3 separate regions of the Homo sapiens genome follow, and regions 2 and 3 are each linked to region 1. A link is a contact called in ENCODE Hi-C or POLR2A ChIA-PET data. All regions are on one chromosome and are shown on one strand. Each heading gives the region's core, a stretch centred on a gene start or an enhancer-like site at or near the end of the contact. The rest is flanking DNA. Distances are from core to core; before and after follow the strand shown.

What was found. A loop is a pair of places that touch in the nucleus more often than their neighbours do. ChIA-PET counts read pairs that join two places held with the same protein, here RNA polymerase II (POLR2A). Pooled maps may share reads with other maps.
Region 2: a pooled map shows a loop between it and region 1 (2.4-fold over the local background). The contact joins the enhancer-like site here to the promoter of IGFBP5 in region 1. A Hi-C loop is called at or near these places in 2 of 168 maps with a recorded cell type or tissue (K562 and ovary) and 8 of 50 pooled maps. POLR2A ChIA-PET finds 5 or more read pairs at or near these places in 5 of 52 experiments (AG04450, H1, IMR-90 and 1 more).
Region 3: a loop to region 1 is called in a map of ovary, with 4 times the contacts of the local background. The contact joins the promoter of TNP1 here to the promoter of IGFBP5 in region 1. A Hi-C loop is called at or near these places in 9 of 168 maps with a recorded cell type or tissue (Right ventricle myocardium inferior, Right ventricle myocardium superior, dorsolateral prefrontal cortex and 3 more) and 11 of 50 pooled maps. POLR2A ChIA-PET finds 5 or more read pairs at or near these places in 1 of 52 experiments (PC-3).

What each region holds. Positions count from the first base shown.
Region 1 is chr2:216,692,724-216,697,336 of GRCh38, reverse strand. It overlaps IGFBP5 (insulin like growth factor binding protein 5), which reads left to right and starts at 1,788. Exons shown (of 4, transcript NM_000599.4): 1 at 1,788-2,898. The coding sequence starts at 2,562. It overlaps IGFBP-AS1 (IGFBP5 antisense RNA 1), which reads right to left and starts at 2,891. Exons shown (of 6, transcript NR_187138.1): 1 at 2,576-2,891.
Region 2 is chr2:216,932,114-216,936,726 of GRCh38, reverse strand. No RefSeq gene overlaps it. Among named protein-coding and RNA genes, the nearest start is that of TESHL, 64 kb to the right of the region's middle. Within about 2 kb of position 2,480, at least 2 of the 41 ENCODE cell types and tissues checked have a DNase peak (open chromatin) inside an H3K27ac peak, as active enhancers do; they include ovary, where a contact is called at or near this core.
Region 3 is chr2:216,858,171-216,862,783 of GRCh38, reverse strand. TNP1 (transition protein 1) reads left to right here and starts at 2,720. Exons shown (of 2, transcript NM_003284.4): 1 at 2,720-2,888; 2 at 3,089-3,326. The coding sequence starts at 2,750. The coding sequence ends at 3,117. LOC124906118 (a long non-coding RNA gene) reads left to right here. Exons shown (of 3, transcript XR_007088082.1): 2 at 1,802-1,859; 3 at 2,424-2,530.

The sequences.
Region 1 (4,613 bases), core at 539-3,038:
ACTCTTGTAGTCTGAACTTGACACAAATGACAAAATAACACATGATTTCCCTCACTTCTAAAATATTTCCACCAAAGTTTTGAATATTGATTTGTTCCTACCTTACCAAGCCCTCAGACTGAGAAAAGAAGAAATTAAGATGAGCCTTGCTGCTATTTTTTGTTTTAATCATTACACACAATGCTCCTCCCTCTCCCAGCCACCACGTGGCTAAACCCCCTTTGGCAATACAGGCAAAGACATAACTTTAGACGTTAACCTTGTTTTAAAATGTGCCTTTCGGCAAATAGATAAGTGAGAAGAGAGATCAGGATCTGGGGGTGTTAACGGCATAAAGTGAGATGCTCCTGAACTGAACGAGCAAGAAAAAATATTTTCTTGAAAGCAGTCCTCCAGAAAGAATTCTTATCATAGATAAGGGTGCAGTCTAGTGGCAAACTTCATGAAATGCAGCCCCTTCTCCAAAGGAAAGTTAGAATACTTCTCAAGGGAGGAAGCACAATGTAAAAGGTGTAACAGCCCACACCAAGTCCACCCAGCAGGGGCAGTGACATTGGTCATTTCTCTCTGACTTGCCTGTGAGGCTCATGGCTCACTCAGGTCAATTTCAGAAAAAGCTAAAACCACCACCTTCCTATTTCAAGGCCTTAGTTTTCTTTCATTTTATTAAAGAGGTTCTAGTGGCATGATTCGGTTCCTGGTCAGGACCTCTTCCAAGCAGGTCCTGTGGCCCTGTCAGCTCATATTCCTGGGATGTGCCTATAAGCACCAACTAACCTGTCAACCTATCACAAGGTCTCCTCCAGCTACTCTGCCACCCACTCCCTCCAGGGATGTGGCCCTGCCCAATAGAAATACCTCTGCAAAGTGACAGAGAGGGAAGTGTCACTCCAATCCACCTTTCTTCCCTCTAAGAACCCCACACACAAGGACACTTTAGGCCACCATGCAAGGTTTTCAGACTTAGCATTTCCTCCAAAGTGTCCATCTCTGCAACTCACTGCTCTCAATAATGCTGTTGTATGAATGTCCATTCCTGCAGATACACAACACACACACATACACACACACACACAGAGAGAGAGAAAGAGAGAGAGAACCTCCCTGGCCAACGCAGCTGAAGGCAACTGGTCACCTCTTCATCATGAGTACTGAAACCCCCTGATTAAATCCTCTTCTCCAGACTTTTAGGGGAGAAATTCAATTTTTTCTTCTTTTTTAAATTTAGCTCACCAGACATCACTGGCCATTCTACACTACCTGTCCCCCAAACACACACACACACACACCCCACATGGAAACAGACACCAGCATACAGTCAATTGCAGAAGCTTAGGAAGATTTCTTGGGCACGGTATATCCAGTTGGCTAATAAGAAAATACGTCTCCCTTCAGCCTGTGCCTTGACTACTTAAAGGATAGGAGGGAAGGGGAGACGAAGTTACTCTCCTCATTGTGTTCACCCTGCTCCGAAGAACTCTGTCTTCCACTGGCCCCTCCACCTCCTCCCCATTCTCGGTAGCCCCAGCCTGTCCCCCTTGCCCCTTTCTTACATTCCGGGGGGAGGAGGGCGCTGTTCAGAGGGGAGGAGGGCGCTGTTCAGGGAGCGAAGGGGAGCCCCCTTGTGTCTAGAAGGCCTCTCCCCACCCCCACCCCGTGTGAGTTTGTACTGCAAAGCTCCTTGGCATCCTTGCCTGAGTTGGGTGTTGGGAAGCTCAAATTGCAGCTACAAACTGGCTGGCAGCCAGGGGCCGGCTATTTAAAAGCGCCTGCTCTCCCGGAGCCCCGTAGTCTCTTTGGAAACTTCTGCAGGGGAAAAGAGCTAGGAAAGAGCTGCAAAGCAGTGTGGGCTTTTTCCCTTTTTTGCTCCTTTTCATTACCCCTCCTCCGTTTTCACCCTTCTCCGGACTTCGCGTAGAACCTGCGAATTTCGAAGAGGAGGTGGCAAAGTGGGAGAAAAGAGGTGTTAGGGTTTGGGGTTTTTTTGTTTTTGTTTTTGTTTTTTAATTTCTTGATTTCAACATTTTCTCCCACCCTCTCGGCTGCAGCCAACGCCTCTTACCTGTTCTGCGGCGCCGCGCACCGCTGGCAGCTGAGGGTTAGAAAGCGGGGTGTATTTTAGATTTTAAGCAAAAATTTTAAAGATAAATCCATTTTTCTCTCCCACCCCCAACGCCATCTCCACTGCATCCGATCTCATTATTTCGGTGGTTGCTTGGGGGTGAACAATTTTGTGGCTTTTTTTCCCCTATAATTCTGACCCGCTCAGGCTTGAGGGTTTCTCCGGCCTCCGCTCACTGCGTGCACCTGGCGCTGCCCTGCTTCCCCCAACCTGTTGCAAGGCTTTAATTCTTGCAACTGGGACCTGCTCGCAGGCACCCCAGCCCTCCACCTCTCTCTACATTTTTGCAAGTGTCTGGGGGAGGGCACCTGCTCTACCTGCCAGAAATTTTAAAACAAAAACAAAAACAAAAAAATCTCCGGGGGCCCTCTTGGCCCCTTTATCCCTGCACTCTCGCTCTCCTGCCCCACCCCGAGGTAAAGGGGGCGACTAAGAGAAGATGGTGTTGCTCACCGCGGTCCTCCTGCTGCTGGCCGCCTATGCGGGGCCGGCCCAGAGCCTGGGCTCCTTCGTGCACTGCGAGCCCTGCGACGAGAAAGCCCTCTCCATGTGCCCCCCCAGCCCCCTGGGCTGCGAGCTGGTCAAGGAGCCGGGCTGCGGCTGCTGCATGACCTGCGCCCTGGCCGAGGGGCAGTCGTGCGGCGTCTACACCGAGCGCTGCGCCCAGGGGCTGCGCTGCCTCCCCCGGCAGGACGAGGAGAAGCCGCTGCACGCCCTGCTGCACGGCCGCGGGGTTTGCCTCAACGAAAAGAGCTACCGCGAGCAAGTCAAGATCGGTGAGCGCGCTCAGTGTGCCAGTCAGTTACGCGGCGCACGGGCGGGGGACACGAGACCGGCTGGGCCCGCGCGCTTTGCGCAGCAAGTGGCTTCGAGCTGGGGTGCAGCTCGGGAGTAGTCGGGGAGGGTCCTTGCACCCCGGAATTGGAGCCCTGGAGGATCCTGCTACCCGGGGGAACTGTCTAGCCGAGTCTATCCCAGCTTTCGCTCTTTCTCCTTCCTCCTACCCACACGTTGCCCGCCCCCTCCCCCTACTCTGTCCGAATACTGATTCTGAGCTCTTATTCGGTCACAAGGTCCAAATCCCCTGGTACCCTATCTACAGTCTGAAAGAGTGTATGTTACATTATCAACTCCCTCCTCCACCCCCCTCGCGCCCCGCATAGGTTTTTTTCTGAACTTGGAAAAAAAATCTCTTTTGTTAAAATATTATTTTAATTGCGGCCTGGAGAGAGAGGCATTACCTATCTTCTGAGCTAATTCCACCTTTGTCCCTCTTGGCCCCTCCACCCCCGTGCCTCCAGACGTTTCTATCCCTCCACCCCTACACACACACCACAAACACCCCACATCCTTGGTAGCTAATGCCTTTCGGGTGGGAGCCCTGAAGCCCCTCCCATGTGCATAACCATTGCTTTTTATTGAAGATGATTGCCTGTGGTAGATGGTAAAACATATTTAACTGCAAAATGACTTTTATTTTATCCCAGGAAGGGAAAAAAATACTTTAGGAGTGCGGGGGTGCGGGGTGGGGGTGGGGAAGAGTAGAAAGGAAGGGTTTGGTATTCTGTGCCTGGTGTTCGTTTCTGAATCTAATTCCTTTTCCCCCTCTCCAATTCAGATTTTACCTAGGATGAAAGGTGGACATAGGGCTGGGAGGCAAAAGGGGATGTGAGATTCAGAGCTTTCAACTTCCTCGCCTATGCAGATTCCTGGCACCACCACCACCTCCACCCCCGCCCCGCAATTCCTCCCTCCGCAATCCCCCCACCCCGCCCTCCCCAATCTCTTAAACCAGATCACAAGTGGGTGTGGATTAAGTGCATGAGGGGCCCTGGAAACGCAGAATGCAAAATTCAGGGGGCGGAGACAGAAAAGCCACGCACTGGGAGCCTCGCCTCCGCTTGCCCCGCCCCCGGGTTGCGCCGCCCCCAAATTCTCGGCGCCAGGAGTCTAGGGTTGAAATGATTGACACAGCTACTTGTTCAATCAGAACAGTTCTACCCCCTTAGACTGAGTTTCTTTTTGGAAAGAGTTACCTGATCTTTAGTTAAAAAAAAAAAAAGTTAAATAAACTACATAAAAGTCTGGGTTCTAAGACGTCAAACTGGCTATTGATTCTCTCCAAAAGGGGTTAAAACTTGGCTAAACAATGTTTATTTGGCGTAGTTTAGTTACGGAGACAGTTTAGTTACGGGGGCAATCCCCTTCTCCCTCCCTGTCCCTTTCCGTTACTCACGAGCACCCTAACATGAGTTTTCTGAAGTGCAAATTTCAGTCACTATAGTGCAGGAGAGGAGTGCGTCCGCGCTTGCCAGGAGGCCGGAGAGCTTCCTGTGTTCAGCCTCAGTCCCCGCAAACCCTGCAGGGTTTGAGTGGCGCAGGGGCCAGCCCCTCTAGCTTTGCAAGAGGTAGTCGATCTCCAAACCTGCAAAAAGTCGATCTTTTTGCAGGTTGCAGCCTGCAAAAAGAGGAAAAGGGGAGGATGTGCAGG
Region 2 (4,613 bases), core at 1,231-3,730, 240 kb before region 1:
CTAGAAGAGGTTTCAGAAGAATCACACAACATGATGTGCTCCTCCCTCAAATGGGCCTCTTCTCCTATCTGTCTTCATTGTGTCTCTGCCCCCCGGCTGTCTCCCCATCTCTGCCCATCCATAGCCTTCCCTATCCTCCAGACCCATCTCAAATCCTGCCTGCCCCTGGAGCCCTCCTCCATACCCTCAGCCGAAAGCAGCCCTTCTTTTCATGCTACCATCCTCACAGAAGGCCATGGTGTTTCAAACCATGGAATGTCCTTCTAAGAGTGTGTTTGGACACAGCCATGTGACCCCAGTTGAGCTCAGGCAAGCAGAAGCATCCATTCTCAGAGCCAAAGAGGACGTAGGACACATCACTTCCACACTCTACTTTCATACATGAGCCACCTGAGGCCAAAAGTGGAGAAATGACGACCAAGGCCACAGAGCTGACAGGTGGTAGAGGCAGAATTGGAATCTAGTCTTGGGAGTTTGGGTGATATGTGGTGTGCTTGTTAAAGCTCAGCTCTGGAGTCAGGCGGGCCATTCACAAATCCTGTCCCAGCACCAACTAGCTGAGCAACTTTGGGCAAACAATTTAGTCTCCCTGTGTCTCCCCTTCCTCTTCTTTTCTGTAGAATGTGGATGATAACAGTATCTCCATTCAAGGGTTTTGTTGTTGTTGTTGTTGTTGTTGTTGATTAAAAGAAAGAACCTATTTATGGAGTTCTTTACCTGTGCCAGAAAACCGAGCTCTCTGTAAAAAGAACTGAGTAGGCTGGGCACAGTGGCTCACAGCTGTAATCCCAGCACTTTGGGAGGCTGAGGTGGGAAGATCACTTGAGGTCAGGAGTTCAAGACCAGCCTGGTCAACATGGTGAACACTTGTCTCTACTAAAAATACAAAAATTAGCCAGCCATGTTGGCACAACCTGTAATCCCAGTTACTTGGGATGCTGAGACATGAGAATCACTTGAACCTGGGAGGTGGAGGTTGCAGTAAGCCAAGATCGCACCACTGTACTCAAAAAACAAAAAAAAAAAACAAAGAAAGAAAAGAGAGAGAGAGAGAGAAAAAGAAGAGGAAGAAGAGGAAGAAAAGAAAGGAAGGAAGGAAGGAACTGAGTAAAGAGTTTTGTAAAATGTTATTTCAATTAATGGGTTACTACTATTCCCCAAGTTCCCCTAATGTTTTAGAATTGCCCAATATGGCACCCACCAGCCACATGTGGCTATTTAAATTTAAATGACTCAGAATTAAATGAACAACTGAGTTCTTCAGTGGCACTAACCCCATTATAAGCATCCAGTAGCTGCCTGCAGCTAGTGGCTTCTTATTGGACAATGCAGATACAGGACATTTTCCACCACTGCAGAGCCTCCTGTTGGATAGTACAGGTTTAGAATCTAGGAGTCCGGAGGAGTCCTGGAAAAGTAGAAGCAGCTTATCTTTGGGCTCCTTTAAACAAACCCTTTTCTTTTCCTTCTCTTCAGGGCTGCCTCTGGCTTCTTGATTTGGATTGAAAACATGTACGTTCCTGAAGGAAAGGCCTGGAGACTGTGCTGGCTGCACCTGCTCCTGTGGGATGGGGCTCTAGGAAGGAGGACAGACAGAGCAGGAGAGGCTTGAGTCTCAGTAAGAGGGTCTGGGACCACCCTTACTGCTGTCATCACCCTGGCCAGTCTCCTAGAGAAGCAAGGCTTCTAAAGAGGAGAGAAGATAAACAACCTAGCACATTCAACCAATCTGCCCAGACAGCATCCTGGTGTTTTCAGCAGCAGGAAAGGAATGTGCGAGGACCCAGGAATTGCCACACTCCCTTCCAAATAGTAAGGGGGATGGAGAGTGCAGGGGGAAGAACCATCTGTGACCTGGAAAGTAGCCCTGGGGCACTGGAGCTTTCACCTTGGCCTTCTCTAGGCAGAAATTGATCCACTGGCAGACCTTGGCCTCTGCTCCAAGCTAACAGTATTGTTTTCGACACAGCAAGGCCAATGGGTGTTAAGCTGAGGTTTTCACTAAGTGCAGAAAGGGACTCCTTAAACCTGTGGCTCTCTGGCTAGGGATACGTTATGCCAAGAAACAGACCCCTTTGGCCCTCCTATTAACACTGTGGCTACCTTAAGGGTCCTACCTCTAACTTGGGCCCCTCCCTTTCCTAGGGATAGCCAGAAGGACTCTCTTTTTCAAACTCTGCAATGGCTAAAACAAAATAAAGAAAAGGGAGTGGCAGAGAGAACATGGGGAGGGAAAGGGGGAAGGGAGCCAGGAAGACGAAGGAAAGAAGAAAGAAAGGGAAGCAGGCTGGATGATGAAGGGACAGGGGGAGGAGAGGGAGAGCAGGGAACTTTGGGAACAGAACGTCCCAAATTGCAGAGGGTAACATGGCTGGCCGACACGCCCCTCCCAGCCCAGCCTCACACCATCTGCTGGGCTGACTCGCCCCTGGTGGCAGCTGGTCAGTGGGACCCAGCATGGACTTACCGAGAAAGCTGGGGGAAGAGGCCGAGGGGGTAGCTTTCCTTCCTCCCTGTGCTCTTGGAATGTTCATCCCATCCCTTCCTGCCAGAACTTGAGGTTCTGAGATGCAGTGGTCTCCCAGACCAGACAGAACAGGGGCCGGGAGGACTGGTGCTCTGCTCAGCCAGCCCTCACACCATCAGAGCTGCTCAACACACTCTCTAGAAATCCCAACACAGCGTCAAGCAAGCAGGGAGGGGGATGCTGACAGAGAGGGGAGCAGTCGGACAGAGAATTGGAGAAATGTGCTGTGGGGTCCCAGCTCTTTCGTAGCCTATTGAGGATGAAAAGATGACCTTGGAACCCATGTATCTGAGCCTACCCAACCTCTTTCATGCCGCCTGTGTTTACTGGTGGTTTTTCCAAAACAAAACGCAGTCGCTTCTCTGGTCACCTTGCCAATGCCTCACAGCCTTCTTGGCTGCTGAGATCTTTCTGTGCCTCAGCAGACAGTCAGGTTATGTACAGGAAGGCTGCTTCTCCAACCTTTCTCAGCTCTCTCGACCTCTCGCAGAATTCAGTTTTGTTCTTTTACAAATTTAATTAAAAAAAAAAAAAAAAAAGGCTGAGACCCAGAAAAGGAAGATGACCAGGTGAGGAACACAAAGCTTGGGGTACCAGGCCAGGGAACCTGGGAGTCTGCATTCCAGTCTGGCACTTCCTCCTCCATGCCTCCCATTCCCCACTAAATGAGAAACAAATGAAGTTAACAGTCCCACACTCTACCGTGTAACGCAACAGGGTCTCAGACCTCCACCATCTCTTCTTAGATGCCTTTATCTTTTCTGTTACAGCTGGACATTTCCTCTTTATCTCTAAATGACCCAAAGCGGGTCTTGCCGGCTGCTTGGTGTAATCATTTGAGATCCCTGCCTCCCAGGGCTATTGAGAAGCTACGGATAGATTAGGGGGTGAAGGTTTCACGGACTATCCCGTCATGGCCCCTGGGAGGTACAGTCCTATGAGTACAAGGTCCAGGGACTGCCAGTGGCTCCCATTCATTCACCACCCCCAGCAGAGACCTGCTGATGAAAATCACTACGCAGGGCCCTCGAAGTTTCCTGGAAATGGCTGAGGCCACAGGCCTGCTTAATGGGAAGACACCATTTCCAATTTCCAAACAAATGAATTCACAGCTCAATTGCACTGCCTGGATGGTTCCAAATTCCTCCTGCTGAGCCTGATTTCCCTCCTACTTTATTTTTTTAATTATTAAAAATATAGGCCATCTGCCATCCACGTAGGAGGAAGGAGACGGCTGGAGGGCCAAAAACAGATCCTACGTGATGCCAGGCCCATAATGCTCATCTCTGCCAAGCAGCCTCAACTATCCAATCCCAGAAAATGCCTGGAAGAGTCAGACTATTTCTTCCCAAAGGGGCTTTCTGTGTTTTTCTCAGAAGGAAATGAGTTTAGAAGGGCAAATGCAAAGTGCACACAGCTAGGAGGAGGGGTCAGGATGTGGGATTAGGAGAGATGGGAGGCCTAGACAGGAATCCCACATCAGCTTTTTCTTATGAAAGTCTGGACTTTGCATGGCTTCTTGACCCTGCTCACTCAGAGAAGAAAACTCAGATCTCTGATTTCCACATTAAGGTGCTTAGTGCTGCCACACACACCCACTGGATCCTCAAACAAAACTGTTTGACTTTACAACAACAACCCAGGTTTGCAGTAACAAAGCTACAATGTAACTCAGAATTCTTTTTGCTTAATTTGCATATGAGTCCTAGGACACCATGGGAAATGAATAGGTATGCCCAGTCACCCTGACTATAATAGGTAGCTGAAGAAAAGGATTTTTTGTTAGCTCAGAAACCTACAAATTCACAAAAAGAACATTTGGTTTCCTACAGAAAGTCAGTTAACTCAGTAGTGCCGATGATAGACTTGAGAGCCCCCAGCTAATAGCAGTAAACCTCAGGGCTCTTGAGTGTTACAGGGACAATTACTAGTTTTAGCAGGTTATTCCGGCCCCATGGCATCAGGACCCAGGCTGCTTGAGTCTGAATACTGGTTCTTCATTTTGCAGCAGTATGAGCCCAGGCAAGTTGCTTAACCTCTTTGTGTCTGAGTTTCTTCTTTTATAAAATGGGCACAAATGTGGTAC
Region 3 (4,613 bases), core at 1,471-3,970, 160 kb before region 1:
AACAAATATTTACTGACCACCTAGTGTGGGCCATGCTAGTACCTGCGGAAAATGCAGTAGAAATAAAAGGTACAGTCCCTAACGAGAAGGAGGCTATCGCCAAAGTCAGATCATTTCAGAGATCACCTAGCCCAATCTGCTTATTTTTAGAATAAGGGAGCTAACGACCAGAGAAGTCCAGTCAGGACCAGAATGAAGACACACCACCTCCTGTTGAAACCAGTCTAACACACATGGCTGGCAATGCAGGCATAAAACATGATTTCACACAATTAGGGTTGGTTGTCTAGACTTTAAAGCCAATATTATACAGACAATAAACTTTGAAGAAGTTTCAAAGGACAGTGAAAATTTGATAAGTTGGGAAGTCTTCCTTAGAGATGTGGGGCAAAATGGGAAGGAACAGGATAGTTAGAAAAATAAAAGAAGGACTTTTTATTCATTGACCAAATGTATTTCACAAATACTTACTGAGCTTCTATTCTGTGGCAGGACTGATGAACTCCCAGGGAATATTCAGTAGTGAGCCCAATTTCTCAATTCCTGCTTTCACAGAGGTCCCTGCTTTCATGGGGGCATGTTTGTAGGAGAAACAACCAGCCTTGAGTGGACGCAGAAGGTCTGGACTACCAACAAGCAAGCCAGCAGCCTGTTTTATAGAACTTCTTCATGTGAATAAAAGTCACCAACAAGTCACCAATAGAAGGTCTCCAGAGAGACCTGCCCAGAAGCAGGAAAATGGAAAGTGTCACATATGGTGGCTATACAAGGAATCTGGGTTTCAAAACTCAATTTGCCATCTATAGATATCAGAAAACCAGGGAGTGGGACTTGAACTACTTTCGCTCTTCTATTCAACCAACTTTTGCTAAGGATCTCCTGCATACAAGATGCTCAGTTCTTGAATGAGGGTAATGACAATGGAGAGAGGAGAGACAAATGGAAGAAATAGCAAACAAGTTCTATAGAAATCCGAATGAGGCGGGCACAGTGGCTCACGTCTGTAATCCCAGCACTCTGGGAGGCCAAGGTGGGCAGATCACCTGAGATCAGGAGTTCAAGACTAGCCTGGCCAACATGGCGAAACGCTGTCTGTACTAAAAATACAAAAATTAGCTAGGCATGGTGGCACACGCCTGTAATCCCAGCTACTCAGAAGGCTGAGGCAGGAGAATTGCTGGAACACAGGAGGCAGATGTTGCAGTGAACCAAGATTGTGCCACTGCACTCCAGCCTGAGCAAAAGAGAAGACTCGGTCTCAAAAAAAAAAAAAGAAAGAAACATTTTCAAAAGCAAAGCATTTACTATGAGGTGTAATGGAGGAAAAAGGAAAGGCTGGATGACTTATACACCAATAATCATTCAATATATCTATTTGTAAGTGTCAAAGGCACTTCAAAGCTGGTATGTCTTATACCAAGTACATGATCATCACTCTCCCCATGTCTGGCCTTTATCCCCATGAATGGCACCAGCATCCAGATAACTGCATTATACAGAAACAAAAGCCACACCCTTGACACCATCTGCTTTCACCTCCCAAATTCAATCCGTCACCAAGCCTTGGTCTCTTGTCTACTTTAGATCTCAATCAACACCTTTCCTGGCCAGACCTAAACCATCATCAAATCTTTCTCTCTGCTGAACCATTGATGTTGACAGTAGCATCTCCCTTTACACAGCTCCTCCAGTCAATACATCACCCACTTGGCACCCTCTAATCTCACATGCCATCCTCTTAACATTTTTAAAGGCTTCCCAATGTACTTGATCATGGTTTGATCTCTGTCTCTCCCTCCAGCCTCATCCTGTACCATGTAGGGAGTTTCCCTCTGCCCTTCTCCAGCCAAAATGACTCCGTAAGTACTTACTCACTGATTTATGTAGACATCTGATGAATGGCTTTCTCCCCAGTGGGCTGAGAGTTCCATGAGCACAGTATCTACGTGTGTTTATCCTCCACTAATTTTCTACCACCTAAATGTATGGCATATGCTATGTGATCAATATCTGTGACTGAATTTTAAAAAATGATTAGGTTAATTGTTCTGAACCAGAGCCATTTTTTCCCTCACTTCCCCAGCCTCCCAAAGAAACAGGTGGCAATGTTTGGGAATATTTTGGGTTGTCATAGCTGCCAGGCTTCTCTGGTGTCCAGTGGGTAATGGCCAGGGATGTTGCCAAACATCCTAGGGTGCACAAGACAGCCCACTGAAAGTTACCCTGCCCATTGTGTCAACAGTGCCAAGACTGAGAAATCCTGACCTAGATGAAAAAGAAGGAATATTTCTATTTTGATCATATTGAATTGGGTTCTGTAGAGTCAAGTCCTTACAGAAATAAATTTATTATCTCTGGATGCTGTGAGAGACTTAAACAGTCATGCATACACACACACTCAATGACTGTTACATTTCCTACAGGCAGGAGAAGCATATCTGAATGGTCTCTTGTACTCATCCAATGCCTGGCACAGGGCTGGGATTCAGTTTCTCAATAACACCTCTCTGGGAAAGCCTCACTTAACATAAAAAGGACCTCAAAACTGAGGGCAGCCCTTGAGCTGCACGAAAAGGACCACCTTATTTCACAAATGTGACCAAAGTGCAGCAAAGGTGAGTGACAGCACAGTAGAGCCCCGCCCACCTGCTGAGCCATGCCCCTTCCCTGTCACAATGGCCAAGGCCTTAAATACCCAGACTCCTGGCCCCCGGGCCTTGCAAAGCCCCTCATTTTGGCAGAACTTACCATGTCGACCAGCCGCAAATTAAAGAGTCATGGCATGAGGAGGAGCAAGAGCCGATCTCCTCACAAGGGAGTCAAGAGAGGTGGCAGCAAAAGAAAATACCGTAAGGGCAACCTGAAAAGTAGGAAACGGGGCGATGACGGTGAGTGAGGGATGGGGAGGAGATTGCCAAACTTAGGCACACATTGCTGCCAGGCCCTCCCTCTTGGAGGCAGCTCTCACAGGACCCTGAAATCTTGGCCTGAGATTATTTCCAATAACTAAATGCAGATTTGAGCAACAAGAGTCTTGATGGGAATGTTCTAATTCGTGTCTCTGTTGCAAACCTGTCCTTTCCCACAGCCAATCGCAATTACCGCTCCCACTTGTGAGCCCCCAGCGGGCTCTGCCCTGGTGCGCTTCACACAGCACCAAGCAGCAACAAGAACAGCAGAAGGGGAACTGCCAAGGAGACCTGATGTTAGATCAAAGCCAGAGAGGAGCCTATGGAATGTGGATCAAATGCCAGTTGTGACGAAATGAGGAATGTATATGTTGGCTGTTTTTCCCCAACATCTCAATAAAACTTTGAAAGCAGAAATGTTTACTTTGATCTTTTGGTTGGAAAGACTTGAGTTCCTGAGCTAGGTGGGTTTGGGGAAGAATTGGCCAGTATGAAACCATTAAATGTGACTTGGAAAATATCAAAAGTAATTTGTCCTCCAATTCCCTCCCACCACCGTGGGAGGTGGTCCTACTCTGGCCACACACTATTGCCGTATTTGTCTTCATCCCAGTGTGCTGTCTCTCTCCTCAACATGGAAAGGGAGAAGAGATAAAAAAGGGAGAAATGCATTCATTAGCATTAACCAAAGGATTCAAGCTGTTTTTGTTAGAGCTTAAACCAAAGGATGCAAGCTGTTTTCGTCAGAGCTTATAGCATAGAGGTGTTGAAAGCTAAACTAAATCTAAAGACTTGGCCCGGAGATAGAGATCACCTGGAGGAGCTCTTAGAAGCTCTTAATTCATTGATCATATGGGCAGTATTAGCAGGCTAAGAGATGGGAACACCTTCTGAACAGAGACCAACATGTTCTTTGTAAAGGATCCTATTGGTAACAGTGGAAGTGATGAGAGTTTAGATTTCTTTAGGTTATTTTGGTAGCTATGTTGGGCTTGAGGTGGGCAAGACTGAAGAGTGGGATATTGCCTCGTAGCATGCCATAAGCCTTAGTCCAGTGTGCCTAGAAGTAGGAATTGTCTCAATCTGAGTATTGATCATTTGACAGAGAGAGAGAGAGAGAACTGACTTTAGGGATAGAGCTGGTTCTGCTCATTTAGGAAATTCCTAAGCCCTCACTTTACCTTGTCCCTGAGTTGTAACACAATTTATGATGTCTCTGGTCAAGGATATGACATTCACCCACTCAGAGGTGGATCGTATTTTTCTTGTTTCCTGTTGCCTCAGAGGTAGCTCCAGGGTAGAAATGAGACTCATATTTAAACTCAAGAACCAACCACCCACGTGGTTTCTGGGGAAGTAACCAGGAAAGGGTATAAGCAGGAAGGAATGAGGGGGCATGAGGTTAGACACGAAGTTTCCAGCAGTCAGGGGTGTGAGACATGGGAAGAGGACACTATTAAGTCTGAGCCTCATGCAAATGTGTGGGTACCAGGATGTTGGTCCTATAAGGGGTGGCAAGGGGTGTTCCTGTGGGTCAGAATCTAGAAATGCAATAAAAAAAAGCATGTTCATTTTTCAGATAAGTTATTTCACTTGTTGGGGTAAAATATTTCAAGTCCTCACTCTTCCATAACCCTAAGAATGAGCATGCTGATTCAGAGCTGTTTTCAAGTTCATGTGAAAAACATCTCTCCTTACCATCAG